Linked DNA regions of Mus musculus: region 2 is linked to region 1. Evidence: chromatin loops called from intact Hi-C (ENCODE). Cell type or tissue: gastrocnemius. All regions are shown on one strand. Links, peaks and the distances in the headings refer to the core of each region. The heading gives the core; the rest is flanking DNA. Region 1 has its middle 11 kb from the start of Hivep2. Region 2 holds the start of Gm32105 (a long non-coding RNA gene).

Region 1 (5,384 bases), core at 279-5,278:
AGCATAATGTAATACACTAATATGATAAAACAGAAACTATCACATCAGAAGAAAACAAGCTCAAGAGAAGGTACAAGAATCAGAAACCCACACTCACAGATCCCATAAAAATATTAAATAGGAAGCCATGTTGTATACACAGAGGACCTGGTGCAGATTGGTGCAGGCCGTGTGCTTGCTGCTTCAGTCTCTGAGTTCATATGAGCTTTGGTCTTGTCGATTTAGATGGCTGTTTCCTTGGTTACCACTCTTCCTTCTGACTCTTACACTGTTCCCTTCCTAGTCTTTACCAGGGCTCCTTGAGCCCTGGAGGGAGGGATTTTATGGAGACATCCTGCTTGGATCTGAGTGTTCCTCTTTCTCTGCATAATGTCTGGCTTGGGTCTCTGGATTTGCTCCTGTCTGCTGCAGGAGGAATTTCCCTGAAGATGGTTGAGCAAAGCACTGATTCATGAGTCCAGCACAATGTCATTTGAAGTCATTTATTTTATTTTTATGTTTTAGAACAGCAGTATTTGCTTTTACCCTAGGTCCCTGAGCTATCTAATTTCAGGTTCTTGGTCATGCAAGCTGTGTGGGCCTGGGTTTTATCTCATGGGGTGGGCCTTCAGTCAAATCAGATATTGGTTGGTCACTCCCTGAAGCTGTGTGCTACCACGGCACTAGCACATCTCGCAGGCAGGACATCATTGAAGATCAAAGGGTTTGTGGCTGGGTTGGTGTTTATGGTTCTCCTTTGGTAGTGTGCAGAGTACCATCCGTGCCAAAAATGTTAGCACACAGCAGTGAAGGTTCTGTGTAGGCACCGGCTCAACTTCTCTTTGTTCAGTGTGTTATGCAGGTGTTGCCTTCAGCAATGGGGCCTTGCTGTCAGTTTGTGGAGATCAATCTGTAGTCTGAGCTGCAGCCTGAGTTGTTTGTAGACTCCTTTTGGCCAACAATTCAATTATGCAACCCAAATCTGGTACTGAAAGCATCACTTGGTGATAGGAGATATTCATTTGGGGATAAATGTCTCCTTTAACATGTAGTGATTTCATTCAGATTGCCTTCGTATATGTATGTATTTTAGAAAGCTTTTGCTTTATTAGGTGTCCATACTGCCACTCCAATGGCCCTTCATTTTAGCGGTCTCTCCCCAAACTCCCTCTCTCACTTCCTTCTTGTCTCTCCCCTGCTTTGATCCTCCTGTCCCAGGCCCCTTCCTCTCCTTCTATAACTATCTATTCTATCTCCCTTTTCTAATGAGATCTATCTGACTTCCACGTTCTTGCTCTACACCTAAACTATGTGGTTCTATATACATTGTAGCTTGGTTATCATTGATGCTGTAGTGAGTATTTAATTTCAATCAGGGGTTTCTACCACACCTTTCATCATTCAATTCCCAGATAAGACACAAAACTTTTATATTTATAAGAAGTCTTTAGTGCACTAGAGCACTAGGCAGATATAAGCCCTCTAAGCTACTTCCCTAGCAACAACTCCAAGTCATGAAGTAGGACATGCACAGCTGTAGTCTATTATCAAATGGACTTGGTATATATGTGATTGGGCCCAAGCAGGTCCTGAAGGCACAAGGAAGTTAGATGAAGAAGTTGCTCAAATGCCTATGGTTTCTACTCCTGTTACAATGCCACCTGCTGCCAAGCATGCGCCTATAGCCTCATGAGGTTCCTTATGATGCCGGAAGAAAAGAAGACTAGGGCCTGGTTTACTGATGGCTCTGCACGTTATGCAGGCACCTCCCAGAAGTGGACAGCTGCAGCACTACAACCCCTTTCCAGTACAACCCTGAAAGATACAGATGAAGGGAAATCTTCACAGTGGGCAGAACTTCAGGCAATACACATGGTATTACAGTTTGTTTGTAAGAAGAAATGGCCAGATGTACGATTATTCACTGACTCATGGGCTGTAGCCAACTGATTGGCTGGATGGTCAGGGACTTGGAAATATCATGATCAGAAAATTGTTGAGACATCTGGAGAAGAAGTATGTGAATAGATCTCTCCACATGGGCAGAGGATGTGAATATATTTGTGTCCCATGTAAATGTTCACTAAAAGGTGATTTAAGCTAAGAGGGAGTTCAATAATCAATTGTATGAAATGACTCGTTCTGTGGACAATCAACCTCTTTCCCCAGACATTTCTGTCATTTTTCAATGGGCACATGAACAAATTGGCCATGGAGACCGAGATGAGGTTTATCCTTAGCTCAGATGGCGCCATATCTGGGCCTCAGTGTTAGTCTCTGCTGTTGGCAGAACTGGAAGCTCAGACTTCCCCCTGGTCATTTTGGGCTTCTAATGCCCTTAAACCAAGAGGCTACGAAAGGAATAACAGTGTTAGGAGAGGTGACAGATCCAGATTACCCTGGGGAAATTGGCTTACCTCTCCACAATGGAGGTAAGCAAGATTATGTCTGGAGTGTAGGAGATCCCTTAGGGCGTCTCTTAGTACTATCGTGTCCTGTAATTAAAGTCAATGGGAAAATACAACAGCCTAATCCAAGCAGGATGACAAAGGATGCAGACCCATCAGGAATGAAGGTATCAGTCAATCCTCCAGAAAAAAAAGCCAAGACCTACTGAGGTGCTTGCAGAGGGTGGAGGAAATACAGAATGGGTAGTAGATGAAGGGAGTTATAAATACCCTCTAAGGCCACATGGCCAGTTGCAGAAACAAGGATTATAAAGTAATATGGATGCTTCTGTTTTATTTTATTAAGAAAAAATTTGTACAGATATTTATGCTTTCTTCGAATTTCTTTAACATCAATTGGTATTTAAGTTGAGAAACTAAAAGGAATGTTCCCAAGGGACATTGCCCCATTGTAAATTTACAAATGTGTTTGCAATGTACGAGGAACAGTTATATCACGTCAGGCATACTCACGACATGGTTATTGTTTCGCGTGGACATGAGATATTACTTGTGTCGAGTTGACAAGGGGTGGATTGAAGTGGCTGCTCCTGCTTGTCAACTTGACTACATGTGGATGAACTACAATCCAGAATTGGAGGGCACACTTGTGATCAAGATCTTGAGGCATAGTGGCCATGAAAAGCTTATAGGTAACACACACCTTTAATCCAAGGAGAATGAGGCAAGGACATCTCTGACACCAAGGTCGGCAAGTCCCAGATCCAGTCTTAGTGGTACAGAACTTTAATCAGGGCCACACCTTCTGATGGAGGCCTACACTGGGACATTGGGGAAAGGAACTTTCACTCTTCTTAACCTGCTTTGACTTGCTTGCCAGCACATCTGCTGGAACCTCCGACTTCAGGATTCCAGCTTTATACAGAACACCAGCTAAAATTACTAGGCTCGTGGGACTGAGCAACTACTAGATTCTTGTACTTCCCATCCACAGCTGCCCATTGTTGGGTTATTTGTACTACAGACTACAATACATAACAATAAATTCCCTCAATATAGAGAGACATTTCATATATTCTGTGACTCTACACCATGTTCCATCTGGGCCACTCTTAACTCAAATTGGCCAGCCCTCATGGCCATGTTTTCATGACTCACCTAACCACATGGTGTTTTCTCTCTCTCTTCAAAAAACATACCATATTTATCTTTGTGGGTATAGTTACCTCTCTCTGGATGACTTTTTCTAGTACTATAGATTATTTGTGATTTTTAACAGTTGAGTAACGTTCCACATTTTCTTTATCCATTCTTCTGTTGAGGGGCATCCAAGTTACTTCTAATTCCTGGATATTTTGAATAGAGCAGTAATGAATATGGTTGAGCAAGTTTCTCTGTGGTAGAATTAAGTGTTCTTTGGATATATGCCCAAAGTGGAACATTTGTAATTTTTGATGGGAATTTAAAGATACAGTATTTTTACACGTATATCTGTGGGTATAAGCATGAGTATTTAGAACACAGGAATTATGCTAGTTTGGGAAAGTGGTAGGTTCTCATCAAGGCTCCACAGCCTCACTAGTCATGGGCCAAATTTACAGTCCCAGGCATGAATGTCCTCCTATTTGGCAGGTCTTACATTCTGATTCAGTGGCTGTGGGTTGTCACCAGGACTTAAGTGCCACCACTGCACCTTTTAAAATATCTTGCCACGGTGGTCATGGCTATGGTTCTTAGGCATTACACCTAGCTCGAGCTTGCTGAATTGATTGATTTTTCTCCCAGGGGAGTTTTCATGGTTCCTTTGGATGGAATCTTATCCTACTAGATTTCGTTTCGTTCTTTAATCTTTATGAAAGTTATTAATGAGATACAGTGGGATTTTGCTTTCCTCTGACCAAAACTTGGTGTTGGCCTATCAGGAGAAGGTAAGACACTAGTTTCACCAGCAGCTTGGATTGTGAAATATTCAGTGTCCTTTCCCACATCATGGCAGGTTTCATTTCAAGTGAAACCAGAACAACACTGGTCTGTTTGTATCAGCTCATGGCTCACCCTTTCCTTCTCTATGCCGCTATCTCCAACATGCCTTTGTGTTCCTGTCCTTCTTTGACTGTCAAAACAACCGAGAGTCCCCTGGGAATGCAGACTCAGATGAGGGCTTGCCTAGAGCAGACTGACCTCTGGGCTGTCTTACTGATGCTGGGCCTAGCCCACTGTGAGTGATATTATCCCCTAGCAAATGGTCCTGGGATAGATAAGAAAAATAGCTATATATAAATTTGCAAGTGAGCAAATGATTTTCCATAATTTCTTCTTCAAGCTCCTGCTTCGACTCCTTCCCCATTTTCCCTCCATGATGCACTGTGTCCTGGGAGTGTAAGTTAGCTACATTTCCTTCCCTAAGTTGATCTCAGACCATTTGCTTCATCACAGCAACGGAAAGAAAAGGCCATGGTCAATCCATATCTTTGGCTTCATGTCTTTGGACCCATGTATGGACAAGACCATTGACAGATAAAAAGCAGAGCTGCGCCACAGAAAGACCAAGTCAGCACAAGATGTACTTTTCACGGAGAGGCTTCCAGTGACATACTTTGTCCAACCCATCCCTACCTTGCAGTTGTGTCACATCTCAGTAGAGCATCCCTAACCTTCCCACCCTCCAGGATGGTTCTTTCAGTGAGACCATGGCCAACAGGAACAACAGGAGACCTTCTCAGCTGTGTATCTCTCAGGGAAGAGAAGATGAGTGAAGATGAGAGACCAAAAATCTTTGCAAAGGTAGCTCTCTAAGTAAGCTTCAAGCTCCTCTCAGAGTCCGTGGATTCCTATTTATAAACCCTCCAAACATTAGGTGTCCTCTATGGGTCTTGCCTAAGCATGTGAGTTTGCCTCAGCTGACATCACTCTGCCAATCTGGCCAAGCCCATGGAAGTGGCAAGAGGCTGCCATGACAACAGAAGGGTTTTTTGTTTGTTTGTTTGTTTGTTTGTT
Region 2 (5,384 bases), core at 235-5,234, 72 kb before region 1:
TGAGTATTTTGCCAGGATATATATGTGCATTGCTGGAGCTCACACATATCAGAGAAGAATATTGAGTACCCTAGAACTGTAGTTCCAATCAGCTGCGGGCCACCATGTGGGTGCTGGGAACTAAATACAGGCTCTTTTTTCTAGAGCAATAAACTTTCTTAACCACAGAACCATCTCTCTAGCCCACAGCTTTAAAAAAAATTTCATTGTTTAAACTTATTTTTATTCTATCTGACAGATAATAGCTGTATATATTTACTGAATACAATATGCTATTCAATACAAAATACATGTCTACACTATATACTAGAAATGTATTAGTTATTTTTCTATTGCTATAGTAATGCACAATGACCCAGGCAACTTACAGAAGGACTGTAAGTCCTTTGAGTTGATGGTTCCAGAAGGGTAAGGGCCCATCACCATCATGATGAGGCAACAGGGCAGCAGTAAATTAAAAACATGAGGATGGAGAGCAGAGTGGGAATGGAACATGACTTTGAAACGTCAAAAGTCTGCTGCCAGTAACTTATATCTTCTGGCATGCCACACCTCCTCAACCTACCCAAACTGCAGCACCAGCTGTGGACCAAGTACTGAGACATAGATTCTAAGGTGAACATTCCCATTCCAACTATAGCAAGCATTTGGATCTTTATGTGTTGCTCATTTCATTGTGTTTGGAACCTAAGAGCTCCGCTCTTCTAGATCTTCATAAAACACATATAGTTTGTTGTGGACTAACCTTGCTGTGCTAAACAATGTTTGAACATATTTCTTCTTCCTGGGCATATTTTACTAGTCTCTGAAGCTCCTTGTCTTTCTTATCTGTGCCTCTACCTTCTAATAATCACTATTGTACTGTCTTCGTATTACAAGATCATCTTTTGCAGTGTCTACACATTGGTGTGAACATGTAGTGTTTGGCATAGTTCATTTAAAATTTTGTCTCCCACTTCCAAAATCCATTCTGTTGCAACTGACAGAATTTCATTCTTTCTGGGCTCAAATTATATTCCATTGCAGATTTATTCACTCGTAGGGCAGGGCATTAGTTAAATTATACAAATATTGAAGACACTTTGAAAGGGTTATAGTTTCAGAGAAACTTAGGAAATAAACTGTTGAGTGCCTTGATGAGACTCATTATCTTCCTTTTGTCTCCCAGATCAAAACAAAAACCTGAGAAGGAGAAAGCTAGAAACCAGTACCAATGCTATGGGAGTGCAGATGGTTGAGAAAGTATGATTGGACCTTAAGTAAAAATGAATACAACTATGTGAAACTAGAGCTCTCAGAAGAGAAGGCTGTGAGTATTCTGGGAGAGCACTTATCTGACAGAAATTTAAAATGGGCCTCTTCCATTTCCACCACTTACAGAGTTACTTGTGGCCAGAAGTAATGGACATGGGAAGAAAATGATAAGTTATCATATTCTGAAGAGGAGAGAAGACATTAGCATTATACAGATCAGCGGGAAGCTGAAAATGCTGGAAGCAAAGGCATCAGAAAACCTTATGTTTCTATGCAGCATAGACTCACAGGGCCAAGGAAAACTGATACCCAGAGAAAGGAAAGGAATAAAGGGAGCTATTGGCTAAGACTCTAATAGCACCCGGGAAGGAACAAAAGCAGAACTTGACACACAAGCTGGATGTGGTGGCACACACACACACACACAAGCTGCCTCAGCATGCGGGAGGTAGGCTGGAGGAGAAAGAGCAGCTTGGACTGCACATAATAGGATGGAAGAAGAAAAGAGGGAAAAGAAGAGGAGAGAGAGTGAGAGAGGGTGGGAGATTGTGTATCAAGAGCTTGAGACACAACTTGTAATTTACAGGCAGTCACTCATAGGATTGTAAAAGGAATAACATTATCATCAATAAGTTGGTTCTGAGGACAAGAAAACATCCTCACCTTTGAGACAATGAGAGTAGCAATATTAAGCCCTGGTGGATATTCTCAGGCCAACTCCCTACTTTAAAACCATCTGATTGCTAATCTTAATTTTCTTTTGTTGTATAATTTACCACAGGCTCAGGTTCTAAGTATCAGGGGATAGACCTTTAAATGATTATCATTTGGCCCATCTAAGCATCCCTCTAGAATTTGTCAGATAAGCAAAGTAAAGCTACAAAAGATTTTAATAACTCAAGCAAGAAATCATTTGAGAATCTATAAAGAGCTCTGCAGTCAATGCACAAGATATTTATAACGATTACTAATCACCAGATCATTTAAAACAATTTCATCTGAGAGAAGGGGAAAAATGGCCTAGATTAGTTCTATGTGTCAGAATAGGATCTGCTTCTTAGAGACTCATAACCTTGCATCTCCTCTGACGTTTGGGAGATTATCTGCAGCAAAGACTCATGGGAAGTAGAGCGGATTTTGTCAGCGATTGACATACCAGTGTGTGGCGCCAGAGAGTCGCCAAGTCCCAAAAACAAGACCCAAGAGGCATAGCAAAATGGGGACCCACCCCCCCCCCACTCCCCCCACCCCCCCCCCCCATCCTCCCCGCAAACCAACAAATCCAGAACCCCAGACCTGGAAGTCCTCTACCTTATTAAGATATTTTTCGTCGTGTCTAAACTTTCATTGTTCCACTGACTATCATGGTTCCAGAAGCCATGGGAGATGACACCAGAGACTGATGGGTAAAACCAGTCGTAGACTGGGGTTGATGGTGTAGGCAGAAGGAAACGATGATGGAAGCATCTAAAAATGCCGGAACACAACTTCAGTGTGGCAGAACATCAACTTGGACAGAAAGGAATGAGTATTGGAATAAACTTGGGTGGTTCCCGCGGAACATTGAACACTCACAAGAGAAGCAGAAATGTCCTCATTAGAAGGTTGCTGGAAGAGACCTGCCACACGAGCTAAGTAAGAAAGTATGTCTGTCTATGCCTATGGCCAAAGGTCTTCATCGCATCACCTTCAAGGCTAACATATTTCATTTCCTTTACTGTTTTATAACTCTTTGGAGAGCTGATTTTTAAAAACACCCGCTGTTTACACTCTTAAATTTTTAGAGCATATATGTAGTTGGAAAATGGAATTTGATAGGGCAAAATCCATATGGTTGTAAAATTTGTTTTTTAGTAAATTATTAACTGGCTGTTCTTTATCTGAGTAGAAGAGTCATGAATCTTGCTCAGCATTTCCTTTTAAAGAAGCTATAAAACGAAGCTATAAAAGGAGCCACAACACCCTACTGGGACAATGGATGATAAAGTCCAGGCACACAGCAGTTGGCACAAAAGAGTCTTCCTCCTTATAGGAAGGGGAATTTCAAAGCAACTCTGCAAACACAGTACTTTTTTTATAGAGTAGGGGCAACACTGGGCAGTAAAATGTGCATTTGGCTGGGAACGGGCTGCTGGATCTAAGCCCAGTTTGCTATTTGCTAAGGCATGCAATTGCATGGCTCCACTTGGACCCCCTCTCAATACCTGGACCCTCAACTTCTTTATCAGAGCTGGACTTGAACTGGGTGGTATCTACAAGAGAAGACCTCTACCATGTTAATAGTCACTGAATAGAATTTTCAAAGTTCAACGCAATGTAATAACAAGAAGACACATTCACATATGTATGTATGCTGATACACACATCTGTGTCATGAGGAGTTGATAACTGATATCAGAATATGAAGAATTCAAAGATGTAAGCATAGGACTTATCTATTAAAATTACAATGAAAAACCAGGCATGCCTGTTCTTGCTTGCAATCTTAGCACAAAAGAGTCTAAAGCAAAAGAACTATCATCAATTTGAGGCCAGTCAAGACTATACAATGAGTGCAGGGCTAACCTGAGCCACCTATTGTATATGTAAGAAATTGGCAAAGAATACATAAAATATTCTTGTGTGTGCGGGGTGGGGGCAGGGAGAAAGGAAGAGAGAGAGGAAGAGAGAGAGGAAGAGAGAAGGGAAGAGAGAGAAGAAGAGAGAGAGGAAGAAAGAGGAAGAGAGAGAAGAAGAGAGAGAGGAAGAGAGAGAAGAAGAGAGAGAGGAAGAGAGAGGAAGAGAGAGAAGAAGAGAGAGAGGAAAAGAGAGAGGAAGAGAGAGGAAGAGAGAGAGGAAGAGAGAGGGAGAGAGAGAGGAAGAGAGAGAGGAAGAGAGAGAAGAGAGAGAGGAAGAGAGAGAGGAAGAGAGAGAAGAGAGAGAGGAAGAGAGAGAAGAAGAGAGAGAGGAGAGAGAGGAAGAGAGAGATTAAAACGGGCAGGAGGGGAAGGAAAAGGAACAGGAGAGAAGAAAGACAGAAGCGAGGGAAACACACTATCTTTTTCAGGGGTCATAATTTTTTTTTAATTAGAACTTACCATTTTCCTGCCTTTCTCACATTGTCTCAGTTAGGGTTACTGCTGCTATGATGAAGCACACTGACCTAAAGAAACGTGGCGAGGAAAGTGTTGATTTGGCTCACACTTCCACATTGTATTCTGTCATGAAGGAAGTCGGGATAGGAAGTGAAGCAGGGCAGGAGCTGATGCAGAGGCCATGAAGGGGTGCAGCTTACTGTCTTGCTCCTCATGACCTGCTCAGTCTGCCTTCTTTATACAACCCGGGACCACCAGCCCTAGGGTGGCACCACCTACAATAGGCTGACTCCTCCCCCATCAAGTATGAAAACTCCTTACAGCTGGATCTTATAGAGGTGTTTTCTCAACTAAGGTTCCCTCCTTTCAGATAACTCACTCTTGTGTCGGGTTGACAGAACACTATCCAGCATACCCATTAATTTTTATTTTTCCAAGTTAATATTATTGTATTGAAAGTCGAAGTATGTTGTTCTTGAAACAAGAGTACGGTGTGGCCTAGATATCTATCTCCCTGCTTCTCCCAAACTCTCAACACCTAAAGAAAGCCCAGTGTTATGTTAGGACATAGAACCTGTGAAAGGTGACTGAATCATAAGGGTGGTGTTCTCATGCGTGGGGCAGACCTTTCACTCCTTCCATGAAACAGAATGAACAAGGTGACATTTGAGTCTGAGGTTGCCCTGGTACCCTCATCCTGGCCATCTCAGCTCTTTAAGCAGTAATCTTCTGTCACTTCTAAGTGGCTCAGCTATGACCTTCCTGTTCCAGCCGTCTCTACAGGCTAAGAACTTGAAGGTAAACCAGCCAGCTTTGGGCTGAAAAGGCATGATACATTCAACGAGCGCGAGTCTGTGTGTGTGTGTGTGTGTGTGTGTGTGTGTGTGTGTGTGTGTGTGTGTGGTGTGTTTGCCATAGCACTAGGGAAAGGAGTGTATGGAACATTACAATAACCACCTTTAAATCAAATAAATAGGAAGTGTTGGAAAGGTAGTACAAAAAAGAAATCGCCTTGGGATTTAAAACTAAAAAGTTCGTGAAGGGACTGCCAAACTG

Evidence for each region. A loop is a pair of places that touch in the nucleus more often than their neighbours do. Peaks named below come from ENCODE experiments on the same cell type or tissue, not always from the same donor. Only the 100,000 strongest peaks of a DNase experiment are listed, where the experiment ranks them.
Region 2: a loop joins it to region 1, with 2.1 times the contacts of the local background. A loop is called at or near these places in 6 of 42 quality-filtered maps.

Annotation. Positions count from the first base shown.
Region 1 is chr10:13,952,612-13,957,995 of GRCm38, forward strand. No RefSeq gene overlaps it. Among named protein-coding and RNA genes, the nearest start is that of Hivep2, 11 kb to the right of the region's middle. In gastrocnemius, for the core only: no CTCF peak of the experiment used is centred there; no DNase peak of the experiment used is centred there.
Region 2 is chr10:13,880,294-13,885,677 of GRCm38, forward strand. Gm32105 (a long non-coding RNA gene) reads right to left here and starts at 2,972. Exons shown (of 3, transcript XR_380120.1): 1 at 2,830-2,972; 2 at 2,566-2,721. In gastrocnemius, for the core only: a CTCF peak has its summit at 2,376; DNase peaks (open chromatin) are centred at 2,413 and 3,389.